3 separate regions of the Homo sapiens genome follow, and all the other regions are linked to region 3. A link is a contact called in ENCODE Hi-C or POLR2A ChIA-PET data. All regions are on one chromosome and are shown on one strand. The core of a region is the stretch at or near the end of the contact, and the rest is flanking DNA. Distances in the headings are between cores, read along the strand shown.

The links. Hi-C counts contacts between places; a loop is a spot of excess contacts on that map. ChIA-PET counts read pairs that join two places held with the same protein, here RNA polymerase II (POLR2A). Pooled maps may share reads with other maps.
Region 1: a map of vagina shows a loop between it and region 3 (2.5-fold over the local background). The contact joins two enhancer-like sites. A Hi-C loop is called at or near these places in 1 of 168 maps with a recorded cell type or tissue (vagina), 1 of 37 single-sample maps with no recorded cell type and 6 of 50 pooled maps. POLR2A ChIA-PET finds 5 or more read pairs at or near these places in 1 of 52 experiments (activated CD4-positive, alpha-beta T cell).
Region 2: a pooled map shows a loop between it and region 3 (2.8-fold over the local background). The contact joins the promoter of ZBTB9 here to the enhancer-like site in region 3. A Hi-C loop is called at or near these places in 2 of 50 pooled maps. POLR2A ChIA-PET finds 5 or more read pairs at or near these places in 3 of 52 experiments (CD8-positive, alpha-beta memory T cell, HCT116 and endothelial cell of umbilical vein).

What each region holds. Positions count from the first base shown.
Region 1 is chr6:32,884,649-32,889,127 of GRCh38, forward strand. No RefSeq gene overlaps it. Among named protein-coding and RNA genes, the nearest start is that of PSMB9, 33 kb to the left of the region's middle. Within about 2 kb of position 3,074, at least 5 of the 41 ENCODE cell types and tissues checked have a DNase peak (open chromatin) inside an H3K27ac peak, as active enhancers do.
Region 2 is chr6:33,451,967-33,456,056 of GRCh38, forward strand. It overlaps ZBTB9 (zinc finger and BTB domain containing 9), which reads left to right and starts at 2,610. Exons shown (of 2, transcript NM_152735.4): 1 at 2,610-2,809; 2 at 3,064-4,090. The coding sequence starts at 3,135. SYNGAP1 (synaptic Ras GTPase activating protein 1) reads left to right here. Exons shown (of 19, transcript NM_006772.3): 19 at 1-1,723. It overlaps SYNGAP1-AS1 (SYNGAP1 antisense RNA 1), which reads right to left and starts at 2,439. Exons shown (of 3, transcript NR_174954.1): 1 at 2,304-2,439.
Region 3 is chr6:33,159,160-33,163,503 of GRCh38, forward strand. It overlaps COL11A2 (collagen type XI alpha 2 chain), which reads right to left. Exons shown (of 66, transcript NM_080680.3): 66 at 3,535-4,344. Among named protein-coding and RNA genes, the nearest start is that of HCG24, 18 kb to the left of the region's middle. Within about 2 kb of position 2,477, at least 11 of the 41 ENCODE cell types and tissues checked have a DNase peak (open chromatin) inside an H3K27ac peak, as active enhancers do; they include HCT116, where a contact is called at or near this core.

The sequences.
Region 1 (4,479 bases), core at 1,824-4,323, 270 kb before region 3:
GAAAATTGGCTCTAAGATTATCCGGAGTACTTCCCAAATCTATTATTTATGGAACAAGTGCTGACTTCAGATATCTAGTAATCTAAGGTTTTTCATCTCCAAAGACCTTTCTTTCATTTGGCCTCTACTGGGTTTTCTATTTTTTTTATTTATTTATTTATTTATTGAGACAAGGTCTCACTCTGTCACCCAGGCTGGAGTACAGTGACCTGAACATGGCTTGCTGTATCCCTAACCTCCTGTGCCCAAGCAATCCTCCTGCTTCAGCCTCCTGAGTAGCTGAAACCACAAGTGAGCGCCACCATGCCCAGCTAATTTTTTTTTCTTTACTTTTCTTTTTTTTTTTTTTTTTTTTTTTTGTAGAAACTGAGTCTCGTCATGTTGTCCGGGCTGGTCTTGAACTCCTGGGCTCAAGCAATCTTCCTGCCTTAGCCTCCTAAATGGTTAAAGGCATGTGACCATCACACCTGGCCTACCATGGTTTTCAAATGTAAAATTTTAAATGAAAAATCTTAATCTTTTGGTCATTGCTGTTTTGCTGTGGTCTGTCTCCCATGGCATGAGGGGAAATGCGTTATCTGCCTCTGTTGTAGAAAGATGCCTGAGGAAAATAATCCTCAGTTGATGTCTCAGGATTTTTCCTGCCATATACCTGGAATGTGTAAAAGCACAGGAAATATCCTAGTATAACACAAACTACACACAGTTACCTTTGGGACCTAGAATGGAATGGGGAGGAGGGAGAAACAAAGGAGACCTTTTACTCCGTACCCTTCTGTATGGTTTGAACTTGTTGTTTTTTTTTTATAGACGGAGTCTTGCTCTGTAGCCCAGGCTGGAGTGCAGTGGCACAATCTTGGCTCACTGCAAGCTCCGCCTCCTGGGTTCACGCCATTCTCCTGCCTCAGCCTCCCGAGTAGCTGGGACTACAGGCGCCCGCCACCACGCAAGGCTAATTTTTTGTGTTTTTAGTAGAGACGGGGGTTTCACTGTGTTAACCAGGATGGTCTCAATCTCCTGACCTTGTGATCCGCCCGCCTTGGCCTCCCAAAGTGCTGGGATTACAGGTGTGAGCCACTGCACCCGGCCGGTTTGAACCTTTTATAACAAGAGTGAATCCAGATATTTACTATGTAATTTTCTCATTTAGTCTAATCATTTAGACTAAATGATTAGAAGAAGCAGGACTTAAAAAGAAATGAATGAATTTCCACTAGGGGGTGGTAGAGAATCATAATCCATATCATAGTCTGAAACTGAAGGGCAAAAGGAAATAGTCAAGTTCAGAATCACATGCTGCAGCCCATTTGTAATTATAAATCTTTATTAACTAGCTCAGTGTGAGATCTAATTTCTTCATAAATGCCCAATAATATATAATATGCTCTTTTGAGCAACGCTTTTCAGATTATGTTCTCATACAGCCTTTTACAGCCCTTTACAGCTTTTCTGTAAACTGGGCTGAGATGTACCACTAAATGAAATTGAATGATAGGAGTCCATTGTGGTTGGAATAGATACACACAGTGATTGATTTAGGTAGATTAGAAGGTGGATGGATGGATAGATAGATAGATAGATAGATAGATAGATAGATAGATAGATAGATATGCGCACACACATTCCTCTCCTTGAGTCCCCCTGGGTAAGCCGAGGCATGAGTACTCTGAAGGAAAAGCAACCATGAGTGAGCTGCAGCATCCTTACTTAACCTCCAAACTTAACCTTTGTTGTAATATATATAGAAAAATGAGTTCCGAATTCCCTCCTTAATCTCCAACATGCAGGCACTATGCCTCTGCCCAGTTTCTTTACCCATGCCTTTTATTATATCCCATCCCCAACTGAACCCTATCTCGACCTGGTCAATAGGTGTGAGACCCAGATATTCTTATCCGGGAGATGCTATTTCTTTTTTTCCAGAGGCCAGAGGTGGTTTTTAGTAACCACCTGTATCATTTTGCAGGGGCTTCTTAAATGCGTGGCCAGACTCACCTCACTGTGCCTAGGTGCCAATATGGCCTCTCAGCTTTATTCCCCTTGCAATCCAAAATCTGCCAGAACTGGACAGCAGTTTGATCCTTGAATTAGACCGTGGTTCATGATGCTTGCTTCTCACCCTCCCACCAGCTGTGCTTTATTTTTCTTTGATTCTAACTATTACAGAAAAGACAAGTCAGACTCCTTCATCGCTGGGCAAAGTTCCAAGTAAACTGCATTGGGAATCCTTGGCATTTTAACAATGGCTCACTGCTCCCCTTGTGACTAATGGGCAACACAGGCCTGTTTATGAGTTCAAGTCTCTGTCCCTGGATCATGTAATTTTAATTGTTCTGTTACTTCATTTCAATCCTGGTCCCCACAGCATTTTTCTCACTGTTCATTTTCAAATTTAGTGTCCAACCTATTACTGTGTGCTTTTCTTAATCCCTAGACCAAGCACTCTCTGGCTTGCTCATTTTCCCACTTGGGCACCCTGGATCCCAGCCAGAGGTGGCCCTTACCACTTGGCTCCTCCCTCAGTGCCCTTGGACCTCTTTGGCTCGTAACTGCTTCTGCTGAAGGTCATCCTTTTGGCTCCATGATCTTCATGGCTGAGGTTGCTTCATTACTTCTGGAGGGAAATCTTGCTGCTTTCTGTAAACATTTTTTTCTCATGGCATATTTATGTGGAACTGTGCCATTTCTTTTCCTACTTATTCTGAATAAATTGAGCATTCCTGGACCAGATATTAGTGGAAGACTCCTATTGGATGGGGGTGGGATGATGGGTTGGTGAGAGAAGACATGGGCAATAGTAACCTCCCAGGTTTTACAACCGAAGGACCAATCCTTTATTACTAACACGTAAACTTTATCTTAAAATACGCTGCATCCATGTTTTTTCCAACTTGGGGAATTTAATCTATTTCAGCAAGGATTCTACCACGGTGTTAGGACCCCCTGCATTCCAGAGGGAACCTTTGTTATCTGCCACCTTGGAACCTCCAAAACAAAGTCTGCTCCCCCAATATGTGGGCCTTCTTCTGCCTTCCCCAGCATCTGGGCCTCACTGTAGCTCAGGCCAACTGCCAACAGCTCCAACCTAGGCTGGCTTCTACTCTTAGAGAGAGAATATTTTCGGGCCCTTTCCGAGATCCCGCACCACTAGTTCCCTCCACGCTTTCATCTGTTGCCACAGCAACATTTTGGCTTCTTATGCCCAGTTCTGCTCTCCGTTGCTTTAAGCACAAATGACATGCAATTTGGGATGTAACCATACTTTTTGTTTCCTAGTTTCACTAAAAATGAGGTTCTTGTGTGGTTTTCTTTTTCATTCTCTTTGCTGTACTATATAGAGAAATGAATTCTGAACTGAATTCCCTCCATATTCCTAGCAAAAACATAACTCCTTTGAATTGCAATTTTGATTTCCTTTTCAACCCAAAAATTAGTGAGATGTTTTTAAGTTTCCAAGTGGAGGCTTTCTTGTTAGTACTGTTTTGGTGAGGTTTTGTTTTGTTTTATTTTAGTTTTGTTTTGTTTTTCTATGTATGTGTTTTATACCGGTGAGAGAATATAGCCCGTGTAGTTTCTAATTTCTATTTAATTTTACTTTGTGGTTTAATGCATTATGTTTGGGAAAATATGCATTCACTATTTGTTGAGTACACAATTTTATAAATATTTGATAAGATCATTATTTGCTTTAGCAAAATATCTTACATTCACATTATTTTACAATTGGATATGACAGTTTAGTTTAAAAGTATGCTAAAAGCTCTTAAATGTGTCAATTTATCTTTCCTAACAAAGCACATTTTTTTCCCTAACTTTCAAAGACTTGTTTAGGATATGAAGGCTTATAACTTATGGGTAGTTGGTGAATTGTACATTTTAGCATAATAAAGTATCCTTCTTTGACACTGAAAAATTTCTTCATCATTTATTCTACTTTGTTCAATATTAGTATTTGTAATGGTTTGAATGTGTCCCCAAAAAGCATATGTTGGAAATGTAATATTCAATGCAACAGTGTTAGTAGGTGAGGCTTAATGATGAGAGGTGTTTAGGTCATGACGACTCCATCCTCATAAATGAATTAATGCCAATTACAAAAAGGCTAAAAGCCTGTGAATTCAACCTGTTGCACTTGGGCGCTCTCTCTTTCTCTTTCTCTCTCTCAGCTCTCTTTTTATCCCTTTTGCCTTCCACCACAGTATGAGGCAGCCAGAAGATTTTTGCAAGATGCAGGCCTCTCAACCTTGGATTTCCTAGCCTCTAGGACTGTAATAAGTCAATCTCTGTTCTTTAAAAATTATCCAGTCTTGGATATTCTATTATAGCAGCACAAAATGGAGTAAGACAGTATTTCTATCCATAATTAATTTTTGTTAGCATTTGCCTGAGTTTATCATTGTCCATTGGTTTAATCACTCGGTGTCATTTTGTTTTAGGTGCTTTTTGTTTGTTTTTGTTTTTATTTTGAGACAGGGTCTC
Region 2 (4,090 bases), core at 1,360-3,859, 290 kb after region 3:
AACCACCAGGATTGGACATCACCGAGGAACAGCGGGATTGCCTCCCCGAATGCCTCCCTGGGAGGCACACTGATTGCCCACCCCCACCACTGCACCATTTCCAGGAGGGAGAGTGGGGACCCTCAGCCGCCCCCTTTTCCTTCCCATTGGGGTGCTGCCCTCTCTTTGACCCCCAGGGACCCTTGCCCCAGGACACCGCCTACCCCGTACAGACCCCTTCACTCCGGGGTGCTATCCCCATCCTCTGCCTCATCGTTCCCCTGAGCACTGGGGGACAGACCCTCACCCCCACCCTGGGGGTGTGGCACCTCCAAACTTTCAACTTCAGGGTGATTTTTTTAGCAGTAACCAGAGCTGACAATCTAACTCCCCTCCACCGCCCCATTTTGGCCTCCCCTGCCCCCCTTGTTATGGGGAGGGGACCCCGGGTGAGGGGGCCCTATTACCCCTTGATTTCTCAGGAGCGTCTGGGGGGGCTCAGCACGCACAAACTCCTTCTCCTTCTACCACTCTTAAATTTACTCCCTCCCCACCCAGAACCCAGATGGGGTGGAGGGGGCCACCGGGGCAGGGAGGGGGCGGCAAGGGGGGAATGGGAGTTGTCTCCCCTTCTCCCCACACCTGATCTGCTCTCGGCTGGTCCCAGAGCGGGGTGAGGGGGCTTATGCCCCCCCCTCCCCCAGTGTGTTGGGTGGGGTGGAATTGAGGTTAGGGTGAGGGGTCAGGGTTTAGGAGGGTGTGTATGTTGGGAGGACAGGCTAGTTGATCTGTCCTACTCTGACACACAGTCCCCTCTGCCCCTTCCTTCTCTCTTCTTGGTCTCTACTCCCAGGGGGAGGGGGGAACTTACTCTAGGAAAAGCCATGTCTCTCTCCCCCAGGGTGGGGGGACCTGTGTTGGAGGAGGGGTGTTGGGGGGCCCCCTTCCATGACTCTGTCCCCTGGGGGAGGTAGGACAGGGCTGGGCTTCCCTCTCATCCTCCCCCTCCCAATCTCCTTCCACCTCCCTCCCTCCCGCCAGCTCCACGATTTTTCGGTGTTTCTCTGTACATAGTTTTCTGGCGGGATAGGGGAGGTAGGATGGATGGGGTTTGGGGTGGGTAGGCCATGGGAGGGGAGAAGCCCCTCCTTGGCACCCCCTCTTCCCTGACTGCTGTCCCCTACCCAGCCTTGCCCCCTTCATCCTTTTGCGTTTGGTATTGAGACTCTCCTAGACTCTACTCCTCTTTCTTTTGTATGGACAGTTCCCCTTCAGTCCCATCCCCCTACACATACACCCAGCCGGGGCCAAATTTATACTTATATAAAAGTTGTAAATATGTGAAATTTTATCCCTGTGCCCTTTCCCCACCTCAGGCCCTACCCCTGGACCCTCCCCAACCTTCCTTCTCTCTTCTTTGGCTGTTGTAATTATCTGGGGTTTGTACTGTACATATCCGGGGTGTGTGTGTGTGGGCTGGGGGCAACCCTTCTGTACAGAGCTTCCTGGCCCCCTCCCCCCCCGCCCCTCTGCTTCCCTCCCCACCCACCACCTCAAGGGTAGGGAGTTGCTCTTCCTACCTGTTTTATTTTGTTTTCTCGTTCTCCCTCCCCACCCCACTCCCAGCCTTATCTATCCCCCCTCACTGTCCCCTTTTCTCCACTCCCAGCCCCATTTCCTTTTTTTCTGGAGTGTGTGGTGAAACAGAAAAAAACATGTTTAATAAACGGAGATTGTTCTTTTATCGCTGTGCCGACTTTCTTAGGCAGGGCTCTCCAGACCTGTACGGTGGTAAGATCTGCTTTCTGAAAGGAAGCTGACAGCCTGAGAGGAAAACCGTATATCCCCACCTGATGCCACACTCTCCTCATAGAATGTCACTCTCCCCTCCCAATGAGATTTTTTATATTTTAGAGCAGGAGTTTTGCACCGGCCAAACTTCTCCAATCTAACTCTCCCCTCACCACTGTGTCACTTAGTCCGAGGCCAGGAACAGCGGCGTTATCTGATAAAAGAGTTCATGTATATATCCACATTTATCTCTTTTAAAAATTACCTAGAAATAAGGTTTCTTTAATTGCTGGTTAAAATGCTCCCGTGCAGAAAACAGGAAAGAACCTGCCTGGTTCCTTAGCAAATCTGAGTTCCAGTCCCAGGTCCACTACTATTAGCTGAGTGACGCTTCCAGCCCGTTTCCCCCGCCTGGAAACTGAGGACGGCAACCCCCACCCTCGCAGGGCCGGTGGGAAGACACAAAGTGATGTGGGCAAGTGCCAGGCCCACATGGTAAGTACCCAACTAATCTCGCCCCTCTCAGGACCTACCGGGGGCGGGTGCTACACTTAATCACCGGGAAACGCAGCTTTCCGGGGCGGCTGACGGCCCACCCCCTCCGACCGGGCTGTTCTCTCCCGGGCCCTGCCTCTCGGTCCTCTGCAGCGGGGAGGACTTCAGCAGCTCCCCGGGACGCCCGTTGCGAGGACACCCTGGGCCTGTGCCCTCCTACTAGCACCGCCCTCCTCGTCTGCAGTAGCCAATCAACACGAGGCTTGTAGGCTGCCGTTCCTCGATTGGCTACGGCTCTAGCTCCGCCCGCCGCACTTGGCGACGGTGTCCGGCGGGGAGGCGGCGGCTTCCGGTCTGGGACGGAGCTGTAGCGGCACTGTAACTGCGAGGGCAGCGCCGCGTGTGTAACGGCGGGGGCGTGTCGGCGGGAAGGACAATCGGGCCGGGACTCGCGGTGTCCGGGTGACCGCGGCTTCCCGGGAGCAGACCTCTGTGGGCACTGTGAGGCGGAACGGAGCGGCGGGGCAGGAGCTGTTCTGGGCAGGTGAAGGCAGGCTGGTGGCTGAAGGACCTCCTTCTTATCTTCCACAGGGGCTGGAAGTTAAAACCCCTGTTGGTGTTTAGTGGTGGTGGTTGTTGTTGTTGTTTGTTTTTGCTTTCTTGGTGTGCGGGACTGATTTGCAGAAACCGCCACTGACTTAAAAGTTTCCAGTTATTGCTCGTGGGGAGGGGGTTGTTTGAGAAGATGTGGCTCCCTTTATCCAGGGCTTCTGTGACCTCCATCTTTTTCCTCTGCAGCCTTCATCCCGCGTGGAGTCTACCCCCAAGCCCTTCTCCTCTTCCCAATTCTTGTCACCTTCGAGGAGGCCATGGAAACCCCAACACCTTTGCCGCCTGTACCCGCCTCCCCGACCTGCAACCCAGCCCCACGGACAATCCAGATCGAGTTCCCACAGCATAGCTCGTCTCTGCTGGAATCTCTGAACCGCCACAGGCTAGAGGGAAAGTTCTGTGATGTGTCCCTCCTGGTGCAGGGCCGGGAACTTAGGGCTCATAAAGCAGTGTTAGCTGCTGCCTCTCCTTACTTCCATGACAAGCTGCTTCTGGGGGATGCGCCTCGTCTCACTCTACCGAGTGTCATTGAAGCCGATGCCTTCGAGGGGCTGCTCCAGCTCATTTATTCAGGGCGTCTCCGCCTGCCACTGGATGCTCTTCCTGCTCATCTCCTTGTGGCCAGTGGCCTTCAAATGTGGCAGGTAGTAGATCAGTGCTCAGAAATTCTTAGAGAATTAGAAACTTCAGGTGGTGGAATTTCAGCCCGTGGAGGAAACTCCTACCATGCCCTTCTTTCCACTACATCCTCTACAGGAGGCTGGTGCATTCGCTCTTCGCCTTTCCAGACCCCAGTACAGTCCTCTGCTTCTACTGAAAGCCCTGCTTCCACTGAGAGCCCTGTGGGAGGGGAGGGAAGTGAACTGGGAGAAGTGCTGCAAATTCAGGTGGAAGAAGAAGAGGAGGAGGAGGAAGATGATGATGATGAGGACCAGGGGTCAGCCACACTCTCTCAGACTCCTCAGCCCCAGAGAGTATCAGGGGTTTTTCCCCGTCCTCATGGACCCCACCCACTGCCCATGACTGCTACTCCCCGAAAGCTTCCAGAGGGTGAGAGTGCACCACTTGAGCTTCCTGCCCCTCCTGCACTGCCCCCCAAAATCTTCTACATTAAGCAGGAACCCTTCGAGCCTAAGGAGGAGATATCAGGAAGCGGAACTCAGCCTGGAGGAGCAAAGGAGGAAACCAAAGTGTTTTCTGGAGGGGACACTGA
Region 3 (4,344 bases), core at 1,227-3,726:
AGAAGGCCAGTTATAAGCACTTAAGGTGACTTCTGCTTACTCTAGGTTTGAGTTGAGAAACATAGCTATGGCCTACACATGTACAGTCTGTGAACTGCACAGCTCGACAGAAAGAAGCTCCAGTGTGGCCCTGATGCTCCCTGCTGACCACACCACACTTGCAGGAAAATGGGCTAAACAACCACAAAACAAGGTGGCCACCAGCTACTACACAGAAACTTATTTCTGAGGCAGCTGGAGCCCTTTGTTTGTTTGTTTGTCTGTTTGTGATGGGGTATCTCTCTGTCACCCAGGCTGGAGTGCAGTGGCAAGAGCATAGCTCACTGCAACCTCAAACTCCTGGGCTCAAGTGAACCTCCTGCCTGAGTCTCCTGAGTAGCTGCAACTACAGGCACATGCCACCATGCCCAGCTAATTTTTAAATTATTTTTTTGTAGAGAAAAAGGGCCGTGCGTGATGGCTCATACCTGTAATCTCAGCACTTTGGGAGGCCGAGATGGGCAGATCTCTTGAGCCCAGGAGTTCTAGACCAGCCTGGGAAACAGGGCAAAATCCCATCTCTACAAAAAATACAAAAACTAGTGGTACATGCCTGGAGACCCAGCTACTCGGGAGGCTGAGGTGGGAGGATGGCTGGAACCCACGGAGGTCGAGGCTGCAGTGAACCTTGATCTTGCCACTCCACTCCAGCCTGAGTGACAGAGACCCTGTCTCAAAGAAAGAGAGAAAGAGAGAGAGAGAAGGAGTTTTGCTTTGTTGCCCAGGCTGAGAGCCTTGTTTTGACTCACTCCCTCCTCTGTCTCATCTCCACCCCCACCTGCCCTGGTCCATTCAAAACTACAAACCTCAGCATGCAAGACAGCCAAGGGAGGGCAAGAACAGCTCTGTGTAGCCCATGGCCTTCTAGGATATGTGGTGCTCCCAGGTACAGTGATATAAGTGGTCTGTAAGTTATTTTTATTTTATTTCACAAGTTATTTTTTAACCATAAGTTACAGATGCTAAAAATATAAGCCCAAAGCTGAAAAGCAGCTCCAAGGGTGTGACAGGCCAGAGGACCCACCCCACAGCCCTCCCTCTATACATGATCTCCCACGCGGTGGCTCACGCCTGTAACCCCAGCAGTTGGGAGACCGAGGCGGGAGGATCATGAGGTCAAGAGATCAAGACCATACTGGCCAACGTGAGGAAACCCCGTCTCTATTAAAAATACAAAAATTAGCCAGGCGTGGCAGTGCACACCTGTAGTCCCAGCTATCCGGGAGGCTGAGGCAGGAGAATTGCTTGAACCTGGGAGGCAGGGGCTGCAGTGAGCCGAGATGGCGCCACTGTACTCCAGCCTGGGCGACAGAGCGAGACTCTGTCTCAAAAAACAAAAAAAAACATGATCTCCCTGTGCGCCCCATCCCAAACCCTCCTCTCCTTCGCCACCATGCCAGCGCACAATTCCATCATATCACTTGCCTTTTCAAACACCATCTATGACTCTTAGTTTTTGGGTTCAAGTTCAACTCCTTCCATAAGCAGTCAATACTTTTCAGAATTTGGCCCCTCCAACAAGAGTTTATGTTCTGCCCCAATCAAACCCAAAGTAGTTCCCTAAAGCCTCTGCCTTTCTCTTCCCTATCTCCTCCCACCCCACCCAGAAGCCTCCATTGCCCACCAGCCAATGGAGACACTGCCACTACCCACAGGCCCAGAGGCCTGGGCACTTGCCCTGTTCACACCCAGCCCCACCCCAAAACCCCGCCTCTACAGCCCTGCCCTTAAACCCCTCCCACCCTTCCTTAGAGCCTGGCTCTAGCTTTCTGGAGGGGAGGAAGAAGTTAGCTGCCAAGAGAAGGCTGTGGGCCTGGCCTCCTCAACAGCAACTTGGCACAGACTCCCTCGTGAAACTGTTAGATGGGGTTGGTTGGCAGCACTGTGTAATTAAATAGGCTTTTGTGGATTGGCCTGGGGACTTAGCCGCCGTATATAAATGTTATTCGAGTGACTGTACAGCATTGTTTCCATGCAGAAAAGCCCTCGGAACTCAGAGCATCTGACCAAACGTGACCTTTGGGAAAGTCCTCTTGCTGTTCGGGGGGCGACCTCTGCGGGTTTGGCTCCAGCTGCAGAAAGAGCGCCAAAGAAATCTCAACTCCAGCCCGGCTAGGCTGGGAGTGGGTGCGGGAGAAACAGATGGGGGGCACCTATTTAGATCTGATCTTCTCTTAATGTGACCCTGAGAGGGAGGGAAGGGGGTGTCTGAAGCCCCTGGGCCTTGGATATTGAGATGGAGAGCATGGGTGATCCCAGAAAACCTATCCACCACCGGACCCCTGACAGATGAGATCAGGGGCTTCTTCCTCCATTCGGCCTTCGGGGTCAGGGGGTTCAGCGGGTGACAAGGGAGAGGCGTCTGAGGGACCGGGATTATTCAGCTGACCCGGTGCGGGGCCGCGTTCTCAGCGCGGGCACTAGGGGGCGGCAGAGGCGGAGGCGCCAGCGCCGAGGAGAGGCTTCCACCCTCGAGAAGTTTTTCCGCGCACCCGCCCGGGCCAGAGTGGCCGTCTAGACGCCCACGTGGGGCTTCCTGCGATCGAGAATGGGTTGGGACCGGGACGGCCAAGCCGATGCTGTCGGGGACACGCTGGGAGGAAGAAGTACGGGGAGGAGGGGCGGGGGCGCAGCCTACCCGGGCTCGGGCTCGGGGTGAAGGGCAGCCCTGCCAGGCCCGCCCCGAGGCCGCGGATGCGAAACCGGGACACAAAGGCACGCACTCTTGATTCTGGCGCCCGCGAGGAAGAGGGTTGAGGAAGAGGAAATTGGGATGAGGCCCTGGAACACGTTTTAATGCAGCGCCCTGACAGGCAGGAGCCAGGCAATACTGCTTGGGAATGTGAAGCCCCATGGGCACCAGCTAGGGGGTCCCGGCTGCGCGGCCAGCCTTGGAAGAGAGGACTTCTTGGACACCTAACCCGGAGGGAGCAGAGCTTCTGAGTGCCCAGGAGAGGGAGGCTAGGGAAGTGGGGGACAGTCAAGAGTGGGGGGACACAGGCAGGGACTGTGCGACTCCACCCAACACAAAGACTCAACGAGTATGCACGTGACTACACGTGAGTGTGGAGGGCTTGGCCACAGCCCTGTCTTCATGACAGCACAGCACAAGGCTGATGGGGAGGGATAAGGTGACCAGAGGTACAGATGCAGTAAATGTCTTGGAAGTGGGCCTCAGCCTCCCCATTTACAGAGATTAGACTGGGCTATGTAGCACCGTCCCACCCACACCCAGAAGCAATCGCACACCCGTGTCAGAAACTGGAGCCATAGGGACCCCAAACCCCTACCTGGTGTCCCTGGGGCATTGTTTGTAATTTTATGCTAGTCACCCAGGCTTTGTAAACTCTGGGCCCTGACACCCCAGCTGGACAGGGCTTGCAGGGTATCTGGATTAAGCCATACAATTCTGGTAACCACTTAGCTGGGAAGAGGAAGCATCAGATGGGTGTCGGGGGAGACTGAAATAACAACACAAGCAGTGACACAGACACCTGGGAGGAGACAATCACATTATTTAACCATCAGTCAGCATGGAAGCTGGGCACAGGGTCCTGGGAGTCCCTTCCATATGCCACACATTAACCCTTTAATTGCAGGATCAGGGAAAGTGAGGGGTGCCCAGGGGAGGGACAGGGGTGGCAATGAACATACTCAGTGGCTCAGGGCCATGGCAATTTACCAGCCAATATAGAAGAATTTTAATATTCCAGCCATCTGCGGGATGCAGCCCTGCACACACCCCACACTATTCCGTTTCTTCCCTGGGGGAGCATCCTGGCCCTCAAGTAGCAGGCAGTGCCTGCCAAACCCAGACCAAGTGGAAGAGACAGTGGGCACATGGGCCAGGCAGCCAACACCTGTGGGTTAGAGAGCCCCACCCTGGCAGAGTCAGAGCCCTGAGGCCAGGGAGACCACATATTCCAACTTTCACAGTGGGTGCGACAGGTGAGGTGGGAGGAAGGTGGGAGGGAGGTGGGGTTCAGCCCTGAAACCCCCCTACACACAGTCACTGAGGAAAGTCCTGACTCCAGGATGTGGGTGCCGGAGCCCACCCCCGAGACCCCTGTCTTCAACATCTGCTGATTTTTGTTGGCGTTTCTCTTTTTTGTTATTTTGCTTTCCACACTTTAAATAATTAATACAATTACTTTTAAATACAAAATACGCCATGTCCTTTCTCTTCTCTTCCATTTGTTTGGGGTGATTGGGAGGTGAGTTTTAAATAAGGGTCTCAGCTCTCTAACGGGTAACAGGCTCCAGGTGGGAGGGCCAAGAGCCCCAGATGCCACTCCTCCCGTGGGG